Linked DNA regions of Mus musculus: region 2 is linked to region 1. A link is a loop called in an ENCODE intact Hi-C map of the cell type or tissue named here. Cell type or tissue: heart. All regions are shown on one strand. Links, peaks and the distances in the headings refer to the core of each region. The heading gives the core; the rest is flanking DNA.

The links. A loop is a pair of places that touch in the nucleus more often than their neighbours do. Peaks named below come from ENCODE experiments on the same cell type or tissue, not always from the same donor. Only the 100,000 strongest peaks of a DNase experiment are listed, where the experiment ranks them.
Region 2: it touches region 1 in a loop (2.6-fold over the local background); 3 of 42 quality-filtered maps call a loop at or near these places.

Annotation. Positions count from the first base shown.
Region 1 is chrX:150,808,596-150,816,463 of GRCm38, reverse strand. It overlaps Maged2 (melanoma antigen, family D, 2), which reads left to right and starts at 2,119. Exons shown (of 13, transcript NM_030700.3): 1 at 2,119-2,235; 2 at 3,727-3,793; 3 at 4,150-4,641; 4 at 5,282-5,590; 5 at 5,720-5,783; 6 at 6,041-6,120; 7 at 6,667-6,761; 8 at 7,138-7,217; 9 at 7,312-7,354; 10 at 7,681-7,743. The coding sequence starts at 3,749. In heart, for the core only: no CTCF peak of the experiment used is centred there; DNase peaks (open chromatin) are centred at 2,793 and 3,373; H3K4me3 peaks cover 2,777 bases; H3K27ac peaks cover 1,882 bases.
Region 2 is chrX:150,590,063-150,597,930 of GRCm38, reverse strand. Pfkfb1 (6-phosphofructo-2-kinase/fructose-2,6-biphosphatase 1) reads right to left here and starts at 3,503. Exons shown (of 14, transcript NM_001374173.1): 1 at 3,157-3,503. The coding sequence starts at 3,253. In heart, for the core only: no CTCF peak of the experiment used is centred there; a DNase peak (open chromatin) is centred at 4,450; H3K27ac peaks cover 1,053 bases.

The sequences.
Region 1 (7,868 bases), core at 1,164-6,163:
GTGAATCAACATGGAGTTCTAAATGTTAGAAATTGTTAACAGAGCACACAGAAAGCAGTTTCATGGGAAGAAGTTCCTAGGTGAGAGAACACATCTTCTGATAGTAAAGTGTGTTGTTTAACTGGTATATGGGCAACTAGATATAATTTTCAGAAGAAAAAGGTTGGCAAATAGAGATAGGTGTTTCTTGAAAATCCACTCACTGTCATGAATACCAATATGACACTGAGAACCACCAGGAAACTGGGGCACAGTGTAGACTCGAAAATACAATGGCTGAATGAGGCATACATGTTTCTCATTAAAGGAAATTCAGCAAAGTTGTCAGGAATTAAGTTCTTGTTATTTACTGCACTACTACCCTAAAGTATACAAGTGCCAATTTCTAGATTGATACCCTCTACTCGGACCTTTTTCTTGATTCTCAGACAGGCTTATCCAACTGCCAATTTGACATTTCTACCTGGATGTACCACCAGTGCCATAAAATCAATGTTCTTTTCCTTTTTAACTCCATTATTCCATGACTCACTGAAAGGGTCACTATCTGCACTATCTGTTAAAGAAAGATGCCAATATTTGACTATGTTCCTCCTTCCAATCCACCCCTCCACAATCCAATTACTCATCAAGTCCTAGCAGTCCACCCCGCCCCCACCAATCTCCTCACTATCTCCCCTGCTAACACTCTAGGCCAAACCACAAGCACTGCTTGTTTGGATGACTACCAAGGTCATAGCTATGCTCTCTAGTTCCAAGAAGACACTTAATCCCCATACAACACCTAAGATCTTCTAAAACACACACCTACAACATCTATGTGGTGACCAGCTGTAGGGTGCTTTCATAGACCCTCAGGACCCTCAGGTTTGAGAACTTTATTTTCTTGGTATTGGAAGTTTTCCATAAGTTGGATAGGATAGGAATTTGGGGCACCAGAATTGGAAGAAAATGAGAGACTATTCATTTGTGCTCAGCAGAGAGAGCCTAGGAGATAAGAAAGTAGAAGGGTGACATTACAAACTTGGGGGAAGTAACAGTTTATAGGAAATGAAACGAATATATAAACCCGCCTTGATGATGTGTGAAAATGTATGTGAATCAAATTGTCCATAAAGCCATAAGGATTGGCTATCTTTCATTTGTCCAGTATGGGCAAAGGTGACCTCAAGAAGCAGACTTCTGACTATTTGTGTATAAGAAAGATCTTGAATTTTATTTCTATAACTACCGTGAATTATAGTTTATAATAAGCTTTTTCTGGGTCTGCATTCACCTGCTCTATTGCTAATGATATTTTGTCTACTTCTCTTTGTCTTTACATTTTATCTTGTTCTCATGAAGACACCCAGTTGTTTATGTGAATTTATCAGGCAACAGAAGTGCCATTTCAAACTAGTGAAAAACGTTATTGAGGGTGAATCTGTCAATGCCATAATAAAAGTCATTACTTTGTACAGTTAACTTACGCTGAAAATGGTAGTTTTTTCAAATGAATTGAATCAGCAAAACATAATAAAACAACAAAACAGTCCAATATAGACACCAGGATGGTCCTTGTAGCATTGTTTGTAATAGTTCGAAAAGGGGGAAACAACCCAGAAAGTACACGAAGCTGAACTAAGTAAATAAATTATAGGACAGTTATACAAGAAAACATTATACATTTCTAAAAAAACATATGCTAAGGGAAAGAGGTTTGAATATATAACTTGAAAAAAAGCAGTTACAGAACAGTAGGTAACTAGTATAGCCGGTGTAGGGAGAAAGTGCACATAATCAGACTACAAATTAAAAAATTAATGGAGGAATGTCTATCAAAGTACTCAATGTCATGAGTATTTCTGAGGAAGGAGATTAAAGATAGCTTTTAATTTTCTGTTACATATTTCTGCATTTCTCTGGTTTTCACATGACAACACACTACTTTTGTAGTAAGAAAAATAACGATATAAAATAAATAATTTCAATGAATGAATCGTTTTCGTGGGGGCAGTTTGGGTTGGAAGGGCTTCAGACCGAACCTGGTACAGAGGCATAAACATGGGCTTTGGCGTCAGACAGCATTGAGCAGGGCCCCATTGCCCCACCCCCGAGGAAGGGGGCGGGGGGTAGGGGGCTGCGGAAAGGGGCTGGGCTGGGCTGGGCTGTCTGCAGCTCTAGTCCAGGAGGCTGAGACTTCGAGAGGGACTGAGAGGAGCAGGCACACGCATCCCAGACTCACTGGAGGACAAGGTGAGGGAACAACATTGGGCTTTCCTGGTGAGCAGACAGTGGTTCTAACTACCTGAAACCTATAGCTGGGCAGGTGGGCAATTCTTATTTGACCACTATAGCTGGAGCAGAAGTGCTGCATTTGATGCGGTGTGAGAATGAGAACGACCAAGAAAGTAGTAAGCTGTATATGAACTGGACAGCAGAGACTGGCAGAGGTGGAGGGGAGAAAAAGGGGAACTGTGCATGCTTGGAGGAGAAGGAAGAATATGGGGAAATAAGAAGGGGAAGGCGAGATCCAGGGACAAGAATAGGGGATGCAGAGAAGGGTTAAGGGACACTGGGGAGGGGGGTTGCATAGGTAACACAGAGAAGGATGTAAGGAATGGGAAGAGATTTCTGTAGAGTAAATAGGAAATGCGATGGGAAATAGGGAGTCCGGAGTTAGGCAAGGGAATAGGGAGGGGGGGAATAAGGAGTGTTGAGGGGGGAGGGGCAGACGGGCTGGGACGGAGGCCCCCTAGGGAGGCGGAAAGGGGCGGGACCACTTCCGGCCTTTAGTGGGGAGGGCAGTATCTGAGTTTCGGAGGGGCTTGGAGAGAGTGGACACACTCGGGAATTGTAGGAGGACGAGGTAAGTCATGGGCCCCAGCTTTGGATGAGAGCCTGCTAGGGGTCGGCCCCACCCTCTGGGATCTGGAGAAAACCTGCCTTAAGAGCCAAATCTTACCGAATCCATCCAGCTAGGAAGGGAGGGGACTGGACCCCGTTTGGCTGGGCCTAAGATGGAATCACTAGTTCAATCCTGAGTTGAGGAGGGGGTGTTACAGGGAAGGAGCCAAACCAATTTGGGTTTTACCGTTTGGAGGGGGGCGTGTTAGGATAAAGGGCGGGACCTGGAGGCTCTGTGAAATTGATAGGGTGGTTGTGAGTAGGGGAGGGGCTAGGACCACCAGACACTGCGACAATTTGGATGGAAGGTTTGTTGGGGAGGGGGCGGGGCTGAACAGCATTGCGGACCTGGAGAGGGGCGTGTATAGGAGTTGGGTGCTGGACTGAGACCGTGGACATTGCGCATGCGCTTTATGTATAGCTAGAAAGGGGCGTGTTGAGAAGGGCTCGCAGAGACTGGGCCAGCTGCTGAATGCGCATGTGCACGGTGGACTTCAAAGAACGGGTTTGTACTGGGAAAGCAGGCGGGGTTGAAAGGGCGCTGCAGAAGACGCGCATGCGCACTCTAAGCCTGCGGCTGGGGGGGGGTGCGCTGGGAAAAGGGGGCGGGGTCCTCAGAGCTGCCGCGCTGGCACATCTTCCTGGAGGAGGGGAGGGTGCGGCTGCAGAGAACTGAGACCTAGAGACAGAATTTCTGTATCTGAGCACCTACTGGTTGGGGCTCCGGGAGGGGCTGGGCTTTGGGGCCCTAAAGAAGGTGAGGATCAGCTTCTAGGCAGAACAAGGGATACGACGTTCAGCGGGCTCTCCACTTGACCCAGGCCTTCTCTTTGAACTCAGCTTTGCTAGGTGAACTTGAGACATGTCTGACACAAGCGAGAGTGGTGCAGATCCAGCTCGCTCTCAGGTAAGACCGATACCCCCCCCCCCCCTTTCTTGCTGCTTGCCTTTCAAGCCCCTTTTGCTGCCCTAAATCCTTGGAGCTTCTCCTCCCATCCTTGTCATTCTCCACCCACTTCTTTGCCTGGGTGCATCCCCTCTCCCCAGTGGAGGGGAGGCCAAGAGGAAGGGAGAGAGGGTGGGCGGGCCCTTGGTTCTGTCATTACTTTTTAACTGGGAAGCCTGTTTAGGCTGGGGTGGTCAGAGCACACCACAGGTAAGAGTCTTTACAGGTCAGAGAAGTGTAGCCACCTAATTTTGGGACCATTTGCCTTGTTGAGGGGTGGGAAGAAGGTCAGTGAACTTCCTTGCTTTCCCTTGCAGGGCAAAGCTTCAGAAAAGGACAGCGGCTCCGTGATGCAGGACCTGTTGACCGTGACCCAGAACTTGGAGGTCTCAGAAACACCAAAGGCAGAAAAGGCACCAGAGGTTTCAGAGGCTGCAAAGGCTCCAAAAGCCTCTGGGAACCCAAAGGCGACAGAGGTCTCAAAGGCCCCAGAGGCGTCTGAGGCAGCTGCCACCCAGGCCTCACCTACCACACAGCTGAGTGAGACCCAAGTTCTGGCAACTGAAAACAAGAGTCCAGCAGCTGACACCAAGACGCAGAAGTCTGACCTGCAGGCTATGACAATGCCTACAACCCCGACCAAAAAGGTCAGCTGTGGTACCGATCCAAAGGTCAATACAAAGGCTCCGGAGACTGAGGCTCCTGCCTCTCAGGCTGGGACAGATGAACCAGAGCCTGAGGGTACAGCTGTCCAGGTTCAGGAGAACCAGGATACTCGGCCCAAGGTCAAAGCCAAGAATACCCAAAAGGTAAGACATACCCATCCTTGCTTCTCCACAATCTTCTTGTTCATTTGTCTGCCAAAATTAAAACAATTCCTGTGTTCCTGAAAGACCCAGCGCACACTAACAGGAGTGTGTCACAGTTCTTGTATCCACAGAGCTCACAGGCTGGTGGGGAGATGAGGCAGGCATATACATAGCTTCATGCTGACTGGAATGCAGCTTTTTATATGTACAGAGTAGCTGTACACTATAGACCTTGAGGTAGGCTTATTCACATGTGTAGTCTCATATCTGAAAGTAACTCCTTATGGTACCATTCTGTATGGCAGGAAACTGATGCCCAGAAAGAAAGAGGACTGGCTCGTCAATGGTGCTAGAAGCAGAGTCAGGTCAGGGGTGGATGTGGGAAGACGAAAGCCTCAGGCCTTATTTCTGACTTGTTCCTGATCCACTCAGGGAGGAAATTCCCAACTGGTAGTCAGTGATAAGCCCATGACTCAGGATGGCTAGTGTCCAGTGAGGCAGAGTCTTACTACAAGGGCAGGGTTGTGGGGATGTATCCTAGAAGAGACAGCGTTGGGTGTGCTTTCCAGAAGAGACTGAGTTAAGAGAAAGAGCCACCTGCACCACTTGCTGATATTGACCTTCCCCTCTTTCGATGCAGGGGAAACACCCGGATGGAGAAGAGGATGGCAACAGTGACCAGAGTCAGGCTTCAGAAGCCACAGGTGGTCGAAGGGTCTCAAAGGCCCTAATGGCCTCCATGGCTCGCAGAGCTTCAAGGGGACCCATAGCCTTTTGGGCCCGCAGGGCATCAAGGACTCGGTTGGCTGCCTGGGCTCGGAGAGCTTTGCTCTCCCTGAGGTCACCTAGAGCTCGCAGAGGCAAGGCCCGAAGAAGAGCTGCGAAGCTACAGTCATCCCAGGAACCTGAGGCACCCCCACCCAGAGATGTGGCCCTTTTACAAGGAAGGGTATGGACTCCACCCTCTACGTCTCACCTTTTCAATTGTGTTGCCTGATGTCTTCTCTGTTGTGCTTTGGAGTTTTCTGTGTTTTGTTTTTTTTTGTTTTGGTCTTTTCATCATTTTTCTTTCTCCTAGGCAAATGACTTGGTGAAGTACCTGTTGGCTAAAGACCAGACAAAGATTCCCATCAGACGCTCAGGTAGAGTCCTACAAACACGTGCTCTCTCCTGAGCTCTGCCTTCTCTTGTCTTCTCACCAGTGTGCTGGGGACAGCCTTCATTCTCACGCGCCTGTCCCTTTTCACAAAGTTCTCCTAACAGTGGGATCTCTATTGAAAAGCCCCCCCACAACTTGGTTCTGCCACCCATGGCTTGGACAACAAAGGGTCTGTTGATTGGGCATCAGGGTTACCTGGTATCTCTACAGCACAGATGCTTGCAACACTCTCATTTGCAGATATGCTGAAGGACATCATCAAAGAATATACTGATGTATACCCTGAAATCATTGAACGAGCAGGCTATTCCTTGGAGAAGGTGAAGGGACAGCCCTGGGGGATGGGTGCACTGGGGAAGCTTTAAACAGAAGAAAGGCATATGAGCACCCTCCTGGAGGAAAGCAGAGACCTACTGCATCCTCATCACTGTAGAGTTGAGCACATGGTGGCCTAGGGAGGGGCAGCCACTGACCACACAGCAAGTCAGCTGTGGAAACACAGCTAGTGCTAAAGCTGTGCAGCTTAGTCCTGGCTTCTGCCTGCTGCTGGATACACCATCTCATGTGTTGCAGATGCTCACCCCTCTGTCTCCCTAAATTCCCCCTGATTACAAAGATGCTATGGATAACCACCCTATGTTTGTTATGTGTATAAATAGCACATAACTATGTGCTTTATATACAATAGTCCATTACTTTCTTTCACACACAGACACACACAGACACACACACACACACACACACACACACACACACACACAAACACACACATTCACATGTGCAGAAAACCCTTAGCTATAAAAGAAACTACAGAAGCCCTGGAAGCTGAATTTTATGATTTTATAAGTTTTTCTTCCTATCCATAGGTATTTGGAATCCAATTGAAAGAAATTGACAAGAATGACCACTTGTATATTCTTCTCAGTACCTTAGAGCCAACTGATGCAGGCATATTGGGAACGTAAGCCGGGAAAGTGCTAGGGTGGGAATGGGCCTCTGCTTCCACCCATCCATCCCTCTCTCCATGGCCTATTAGAAGCTCAGGAAAGAAGGACTAAACACCCCTGTCCCCACTCCCACACACGCTGGATCCCTGTGGGTAGTAGTGGTATTAGACTTGCTTGGGTTGACAGGCATCCTTCCATGTCCTAACCCTATGTAGGAGTAGCATTTTGGTGTGTAGAGAGCTTGGCTCAAGAGGGAATGCATCCTGCCTTAGGTCAGGCTGGGACCATAGAGTAGGCTGAATTCTCTGTATCTGAGGGATCTAGGAGAGGGCAGCCTAGCAAGCTGCTTTACAGATGATGGCTCATGAACGTAAACTTTCTTTATCTTAGGACCAAGGACTCACCTAAGCTGGGCCTCCTCATGGTGCTTCTTAGCATCATCTTCATGAATGGAAATCGGTCCAGTGAGGGTGAGTGGATGGGCATGCAGTTGAATAGGTAGCTGTTGCCTGAATTCCAGATGCTCAATTTCTGTCTTTGTCTCCTTCTTGCCTCCTCTTGCAGCTGTCATCTGGGAGGTGCTGCGCAAGTTGGGGCTGCGCCCTGGGTATGATTGGGCTCTCTCAGCGCTTGCTGTCCGTGTTGTCTTTTGGCAAGAGAGGACGCTCCCAGGATTGCATCAGCCTGGTGGTCTGGTGGAGCTGGGGGTGGGGATTCTGGGCTGGGTAGTGGGCCCAAGATTTTGACCCGTGTGGATGGGGAAATGGCTCTTGTCTCTGCTCACTCTCTCAACCATCTCTTGAGCTTCCATGGAGCTTTCTCTGTGCTGTAAATCTCTTTTCTGTCTTGGAATTAAATGCCTCTGCCATCATCTGGGAAGTGTACCAGATCTGATTATATTTATTTGTTTATTTGAGCTTTCTATATTCCCAGGATTCATCACTCACTCTTTGGAGATGTGAAGAAACTCATTACTGATGAGTTTGTGAAGCAGAAGTAAGTGTCGTTGTCTGCTGTTGGACTCTACCTTGCATTTTGTCTATTTTGATAATGGACGTGCCCCAAGCATATGTTTGCATGGGTGCATGTGTATAGGCCAGTGGCAGGTTCTTTCTGGGTGC
Region 2 (7,868 bases), core at 1,397-6,396, 220 kb after region 1:
AACCCTATAATTAATTAGTCAATGATGAAAGTTGAAAATCAGTCTCTTTAAGATCATGATTATCTTATGAATACACACTATTAACAGACTTTTTAACATTATACTGTGTGTGTGTGTGTGTGTGTGTGCGCGCGCACATGCACATTCATGTGTGGATGTCTGTGTGTGCATGTTCTAGAGGTGGGGGTGTTCTTAGCACTATATTAATATAAGAAAAAAGATATTTTAAGAATCATAAGGAAAAATATTGCTGGGAAAAAAAAATAAAAGCTGTAGTTTGCACACAAATTACCTAAACTAGTAAGAAAGTTTACTAGGTCTGTCAAATACAAATAAACTATAGGACCAAGAAGCTGGAGTGGGTGGGTAGGGAAGCAGGGTGGAGGGAGGATATAGGGAACTTTTGGGATAGCATTTGAAATGTATATAAAGAAAATATCTAAAAAACAAACAAACAAACAAACCAATTATTTATATATATGAGTGTGTGTGTGTGTGTGTATACATATATATAGCATCAAACTACTATAAAACACAAGTTTCTACAAAAGTAATGTTTATAGTAACAAATTAGTTATTCCCTAAGGAGTATCTTGGGTACACAAGGCAATGGCAAAAGTAAAAGCAGCCAAGTGATGATTTATAGAGCATCTGTTCTAGGCCAGGCTCAGGACTTGATGCTAGGTATGATGGTGAATAAGAGCAGGCAACTATGCTTTTGTTTACCAAGTGCATACTATGGTATAGTCATTCTTCTTAGAACATTACCTGCTTTGGTTTATCTAATTTTTTCAACAGTACAGCTAGCAACATCAGTTTACAGGTGAGGGAACAGAAGCAAAGTAAGGCTAATAGGCTTGTCTAAGTTTCCAAAGACAGGAGGTGGGACTTAAAGTTACACAGCCTTACATCTGGTATTACTCTTATGCACAATTAAGGAATGTGGAGCTTAGATTTAAAATATATTTTTTTCTGTCCTGCGCGGGGGGGGGGGGGGCTGTGGGAGGTTGTTCTTGGATTGCTTTTTTTTAATTAGGTATTTTCTTCATTCACATTTCCAATGCTATCCCAAAAGTCCTCCATACCCTCTCCCCCACTCCCCTACCCACCCACTCCCACTTCTTGGCCCTAGCATTCCACTGTACTGAGGCATATAAAGTTTGCAAGACCAATGGGCCTCTCTTTGCAATGATGGCCTACTAGGCCATCTTTTGATACATATGCAGCTAGAGACACGAGCTCTGGGGGGTACTGGTTAGTTCATATTATTGTTCCACCTATAGGGTTGCAGACCCCTTTAGCTCCTTGGGTACTTTCTCTAGCTCCTCCATTGGGGGCCCTGTGATCCATCCAATAGCCGACTGTGAGCATCCACTTCTGTATTTGCTAGGTCCCGGCATAGCCTCAGAAGAGACAGCTATATCTGGGTCCTTTCAGCAAAATCTTGCTAGTGTATGCAATGATGTCAGCATTTGGAGGCTGATTATGGGATGGATCCCTGGGTATGGCAGATGTCCCTCAATAGAGGAATGGATACAGAAAATGTGGTACATTTACACAGTGGAGTACTACTCAGCTATTAAAAACAATGAATCTATGAAATTCCTAGGCAAATGGATGGACCTGGAGGGCATCATCCTGAGTAAGGTAACCCAGTCACAAAAGAACTCACATGATATGCACTCACTGATAAGTGGATATTAGCCCAGAAACTTAGAATACCCGAGATACAAGATACAATTTGCAAAACACATGAAACTCAAGAAGAACGAAGACCAAAGTGTGGACACCTTGCCCCTTCTTAGAATTGGGAACAAAACACCCATGCAAGGAGTTACAGAGACCAAGCTTGGATTGCTTTTGAGATGGAGCCTGCTATATAGGCCTGCGTGGCTGAGAATCTACTGTGAGGCTAAGACTAGTTCTCAAACTTGCAGGAAGTTCCCCCGAATCTGCCTCCTGAGTATTGGTCATGGCCAGCTGTCTTCTGTATCTTCTACATGACTGCAAAGTCATTAATGTATATTGCCTCTCCAACTTGAAAGGCAGATTTCTCAAGAATATAGGGGTTTTCACTCTGGGAGACCTACGTATGCAGAACCTTATTCTCTCATCCAGATTCCTTTCTCTCTAGAGGAGTATTTAGAATTGCTGATGGAAAGAACAATGGAGAACAGGATTTTGTGCTCCACTCTGCTTCTTCTATACATATCCTTCATCCTATGTACTAATCTAATATCCTACATCTCCCTGAAACTGCTATGATGAAGTATTGTTCCCCTTATGTATTAGGCCTACCCCTCCCTTAACATTAAGAGTCCAGCAGCTTCCTTAGCTGTCCGAGTCCTGCAGGCCACAGATGTCTTATCTCTAGCCCCCTTCTGGTCTCTCAAGCTGGGCTGGAAACACCTTGTTGCACGATTATCCCTGCTTATCTATGAGAAATTGTATACTTCGGTTTCAAAGCCTATTTACAAACTTTGCCTCTGTTCCTCCTTAAAATGACAAAGGTCTGAGCTTTGAAATCAAGGAAGCAGGCCTAATTAGAATGTTAAGCTCCAACTCAGAAACAGACCAGGCTTTGTGACACTGTCTTTCCCCTCAAGTCCTCAGAACAGCAAGACTGTCTCTAAATGTCAAGGCAATGTACTCAGTCGTTCCCAGCCGGGGCACAGACTTATTTTTAAGAGGAAGGGCAATTCGGACCAGTGATATGGTAGTGTTGTGGACTCAGCACCTAGCCTCCAAGACACCATGCCAGGAACCATCACCTTCTTTCACCCTGGCATAAATTAAACAAGACCTGTTTCCAGATCTTTCATAAGAGGAGCTAAAATAAAATATTCTCGGGTAGCACTACACTAGGACACTCACGTTCCAGAGAAGCAGCATTCTGACAATTTCTCGAATAAAGAGAGACGGCCCTTAGGTCGGGGGTCCCCATAGTTTGGGCTCTTTTTATCTGAGCCTCACTCTTTGTCTTCTCTACCTGCCTTTCTCTTACTTCCATATCCTTTCTCACATTAGCCTCTAGCAATTTCGTTCAACTGATCATCTAGTCCAACTTCTGTGTGAGGGTAGGAGTGGATGGGGAACAGCGTTTGTTCTTCTAGACCCACCCACCTCCACCACCCACAAATGACAACCCCCACTTACAGCCCCTTCGCCGCTGCAGCAGGCTGCTACTGCTGCTATGTGGAATCCAGATCTTCTGCAACCTGGTTTGAGTGAGTTCTCCCATCTCTCGAGACATCTTAGGCGTTGCAGCTAATGACACCACTGCCCACAAGGTATTGGACCTCACTTCCTATGTTCCTAGCTGTCTTGTCTGTTGCCGTGGCCACAGCAGCAGGTAGGCAGGGGTGATGACAGGGGGATGCACTGGGCTTCTGAGCCTCTCACAGGTTATCTCCAGCTCTGTCTTTTTCTTCTGCTCCCGGATGTACAAGTGGGGATGTGGGTGCCGAGAGCCAGAGGCTGAGCAGAAGTCAGCAGAGGCCTCTGAACTCCAAGGGCTATGTATATAGAAGATAAGTTGGAGCCCAGCAAGGAAGGCAGCCAGCAAGACAGCCCAGGTCTGGCCAGTTACTTCCCGCCAATGAAGGCAGGACTAGTAGAGTATGCAAATAACAGACCAAAGATCATGTGCTTACATCCTGTGTTGTGTGGCATGGCAAAGGTGATGGAGGTAGGTCTAAGCTTTGAAATTAAAAAAAAAAAAAGCAGGCCTAATTAGAATGTTAAGCTCCAACTCAGAAACAGAGATTCAGTACAAGGATCCCCACAACAAAACCACAAACATACTGTTCCTAAATTCAAAATGCAATGTTTTGAGCTAGCAATTAAAGGCTGAAACTGGAAGTAGACTTAAACTACCTCACCGCTCACCCTATTCAACAAGGCACTGTAAAACTGTCTTTCCCTGGAGTCTGCTCCCTGCCTTTCCATGGGACCTCTCCCTCTTAAAATGAGCTGTCCTGGGCACTCTAAAGAGATCGGCACTATCTGATCATCTTTATACTCTCTCCAACCAAGGTTAAATAAATCAGAGTAAATCTGGCACCTTGGGAATAAGAGCGAAGGCAGTCATTACTTGGCAGAGAGCCGATAAGTAAACGCAGCTCCCATGGCCGCCAATGCTGAGATGAGCCAGCACTAAAGGCATCACAATCTAATTCAAACCGGGGCTAAAGCTCTTCGAGCCAAGGTGGTGGAATGGGATCTTAGGAGAGGTGGAAACCACACCGCGGAGAATATGAAGAACAAGAGGCAATGGTGTCTATCTAAATAGCACAAATCCATAGGCCAGAGACATATCATCCAGATGTCTCCCCTTTACTTGTCCCCACTTGTATTGCCATTCCCCCAGTTATTTTGAGACTTTTATCTGTAGAATTCATGCAACTGCACGGCTTGCCTGGAAGATGTCCAAGTGCCCTTTTACTTCATTCTTTGTAACCTTCCCACCCCCAGCAAACCTCCAGTGATTGGGTATTAGAAAGCTCAACTTTCTTCCACTGAGCTGGACTATGCAAGGGCAATCTCTCGGGAAAAGAAATCTCCAGTCCCTGCCCTCAAATGCCCCCAGTTCTTCTTTGCCTTTTAAGATGCGTCCTAAAATATCTTCTCAGAACCTTAGTCTATACAAGGGTTAGAGTCACTCCAGTTGCTGTGCATATACGATTTTCAACATCAAAGCCTACCTATCTAAGGAGCCTACTGAGGCAACGGAGCACAGCAGTTAAGAACAAATGGAATTTGGAGTCAAACTCTCTGGGTGGAATCTTACTTCCATCCATTGCTAGATATGAGAAACCGGGCAGAAGACTGAACTTTTCAGTGCCTCAGTTGCTCTGTTTTGTTCTGCTTTTTCATTTAGTATATAGGGAAGGGTAGTGGGGTCCATTCCCTTGGTGTTAGCGAAGAGCCAATGTGATACACATGGAGAAACCTGGGGAATGTGGAATACACATGATTCAACACTGTCGCTTCCTTTGGGAAGGAAATGATTCATCTTTTTCCCTCAAGTCATCTGCAAGTTCGAGCACATTGTCGTGACACAGGATTAACATTTGCACTGTAAAGACTTCCTGAGAATCAATTAGAAAGGTAAACTCATTTCTAGGTTTCTGTTAACTTAAGTCTGACATAAAACATCAAACACTACATGCTCTCACTTACTGGACAAACCTAAAAGAGGTTGGCGAGGAACTGAGTATAGACTAGGGGGCAAAGGAAAGGGAGAAAGGGAGAACAATAAACAGGCTGGATTCTGGTAAATAGGAGGAATAACTTCTGATGTTCTAGAGCACATTTGGAAAACTATGGTTCACAACAGATAATTGTATACTTCAAAGTAGCTGGTAGAGATGAGAAATAATACTTATTTGAGGTGATACATAAAGCAATTGACCATTGCACATTATATGCATGCACTGAAGTATCATACAGCACTACACAATTATAAACAATTATGTATAAATTTAAAGTAAAAAAAATATAACAAGGTTTTCCCAATTAGCAGACAACTCCTAGAGTCTCAGAAATAGACTTTGTAAGACACAAGTCTCTTAGCCCTAGTAAGACACATAACTAGTGGAAGTCTATTTTAATGATCTTACCATGACTTTTTATGTTTTCCAGTGCCCACAAAGCAACATTTTGTTTATCTTATTTGTTTCTTTCAAATATCCCCTGTAATAGCACAGGAAAATGTATCTGAGAAGGGAATGGCTTGTCCAGGATAATCTAGGTAACATCATGAACATGGCTTTTATGTTTACAATTTTGTCCTTACAACACTGCCAAGAATCAGGACGATAATTTTAGTAGCAAGAAATCTGAGCTAGGTGGCTAGAAGGCCTCTGACAAGGTTTGAATGGGTAAACTCAGGCTCCAGGTTTGACACTCTAATTTAACCCTGCCTAGAACTATGAAACTTCACTACTGTGACCAGTTCTGAGACCAGAAACAGAAAAACAAGTCTTAGAGAAATGCCTCAGACTAGCATTCAAACTTCTTCTAAATCAAGTCCTAAGCTACCTCCCAGTCTTCTATCCCCAGATCCCCCACGCGTAACTGCACTGGCTGATTACAGAGCTCTCAAACACAACATTTTCCTGTCTTTAGGCTCTTGCTCAGCCTGGAGTGTCTTCTATTTTCACTGAACTTTGTCTTGCTTTTCAAGACCAGTTTCAGTGTTTATTTTCTCTGAAAGCCAGCCTTGTAGCCTTGAGTGAAGCTGAGCCTTCAGTTCTCACATTGCTATGTGCCTCTCCGTGAGCTAGGGTTTCTCTGGTCTGGTAACTAAGTAGATTGTGAGCTTCTTGAGGATAGGGCCTGAATCCCTGTGATCTGCTGACTGCTCATCTCAGGCTCTGGTATGGAGGGCACTTGGTCAGTGACCATGTTCACAATCTACATCTCTCTGCTGTAGAGAGAAACATGGCGGCAAGAAATCCCAGTTCAACATAGTAGCTATTATAACAGCTTTCAGGGAAGTGGATGGGGAAGCTGGTTTGTCTGAGGTAAAGAATGGCATCTAAAAAAAAATCTTAAAACTTTAGGATGGAACAGGATAAAATTATGAAACTCTAAGAAGGTTTGATATATTGGTTGTAGACACAGAGTTCACTCAGCATCAGATTCACACGGAAGGCTAAAAGCTGAACCATAAAGCAGAACTATCTCCAGGGAAGAAAACTATGCAGCGTGATGTTTGCAGAGCCATGGAGCCTGCTCCCACCTCCATGTACAGTGTGGAGAGGAAACTCATTTAAAGCATCAAGATAATACAGATGGGCAATAAAGTCATAAATGGTCTTTCCTTATTGGTAAGTCTTGAAATGTGTGGTTGTGAATGTACTTGTTATAGGCTAGAAGGCTGGTGGATCATTACAAGCTTATAGGCTAGATTCATGCATGAGCACATATCAGGACTTCTGTGACAGCAGCCTAGAATCCCTTTGTTCTCAGCGATCTCATAATGCCCTGGTCCCATTATGCCACTGTTTTCAGACTCATGTCTGCTCCAAAAAGCTCACTGCATTCTCGTCTTAGGAGTGGTTCTCCATTGACCATAGTCAGTCAGGAAGGAGAGCACGTAGAGGGTTGTGGGTGGTAGTACCTGTGGGTGTCACATAAAAGCCAAGAGCATGAATCTCATACACAGCATGAAAGCCCTGAAGCAAAAGAACTCTGGATTCTGCCTTTTACACTTTCTTGATCATCAAGCTAGTCCTCTGTGGGAAGTAGGCTAGGGGCTTTCATTTCTATTTCACTTTGACACCCAGAGAAACTAAAGAACTTGTCAAAGTTTCATAGCAAATTAACCCAACTTAATACACTAGAGGCGCGGTCAGAGATACACTTTCTATTGTGCATTTAATTTAAAAATATACACAGACTACGGACGTAGAAGCTAGGCTGGGAGGATCACACAATCACGGCCAGTCTGGGCTACAGAGAGTTTCAGGCCCCCATGGGAAGCACAGTTAGACTCATTTTCCAAAATTACAATCAAATCAAATCAAACAAAAATTGGAATTTCAAAGATAGTAAGGGATTGGTCTTTTAGGCTAGCGTCCTAAAGAGTCAAGTACAAGAGGATTTTAAAATACTGATAGTAAGGAGAGGGCAACATTTGGAATGCAAATAAATAAAATAAGTAATTAAAAATAAAATGTCGACAGTTGAATTACATATGCATATCATCATTCCCCAACTCTCCCATCCCCTTTGAAGTAGCTAAACCAAATTCCTATGCAGAGAAAAATCTTCCAAGGAGCCTGAAGCAAGGATTTTGACCTGTAAAAGACCTGTCTACTTTTCCTTTATGCTCACCTACCTGCTCTCTTAGAGGCTTTTTC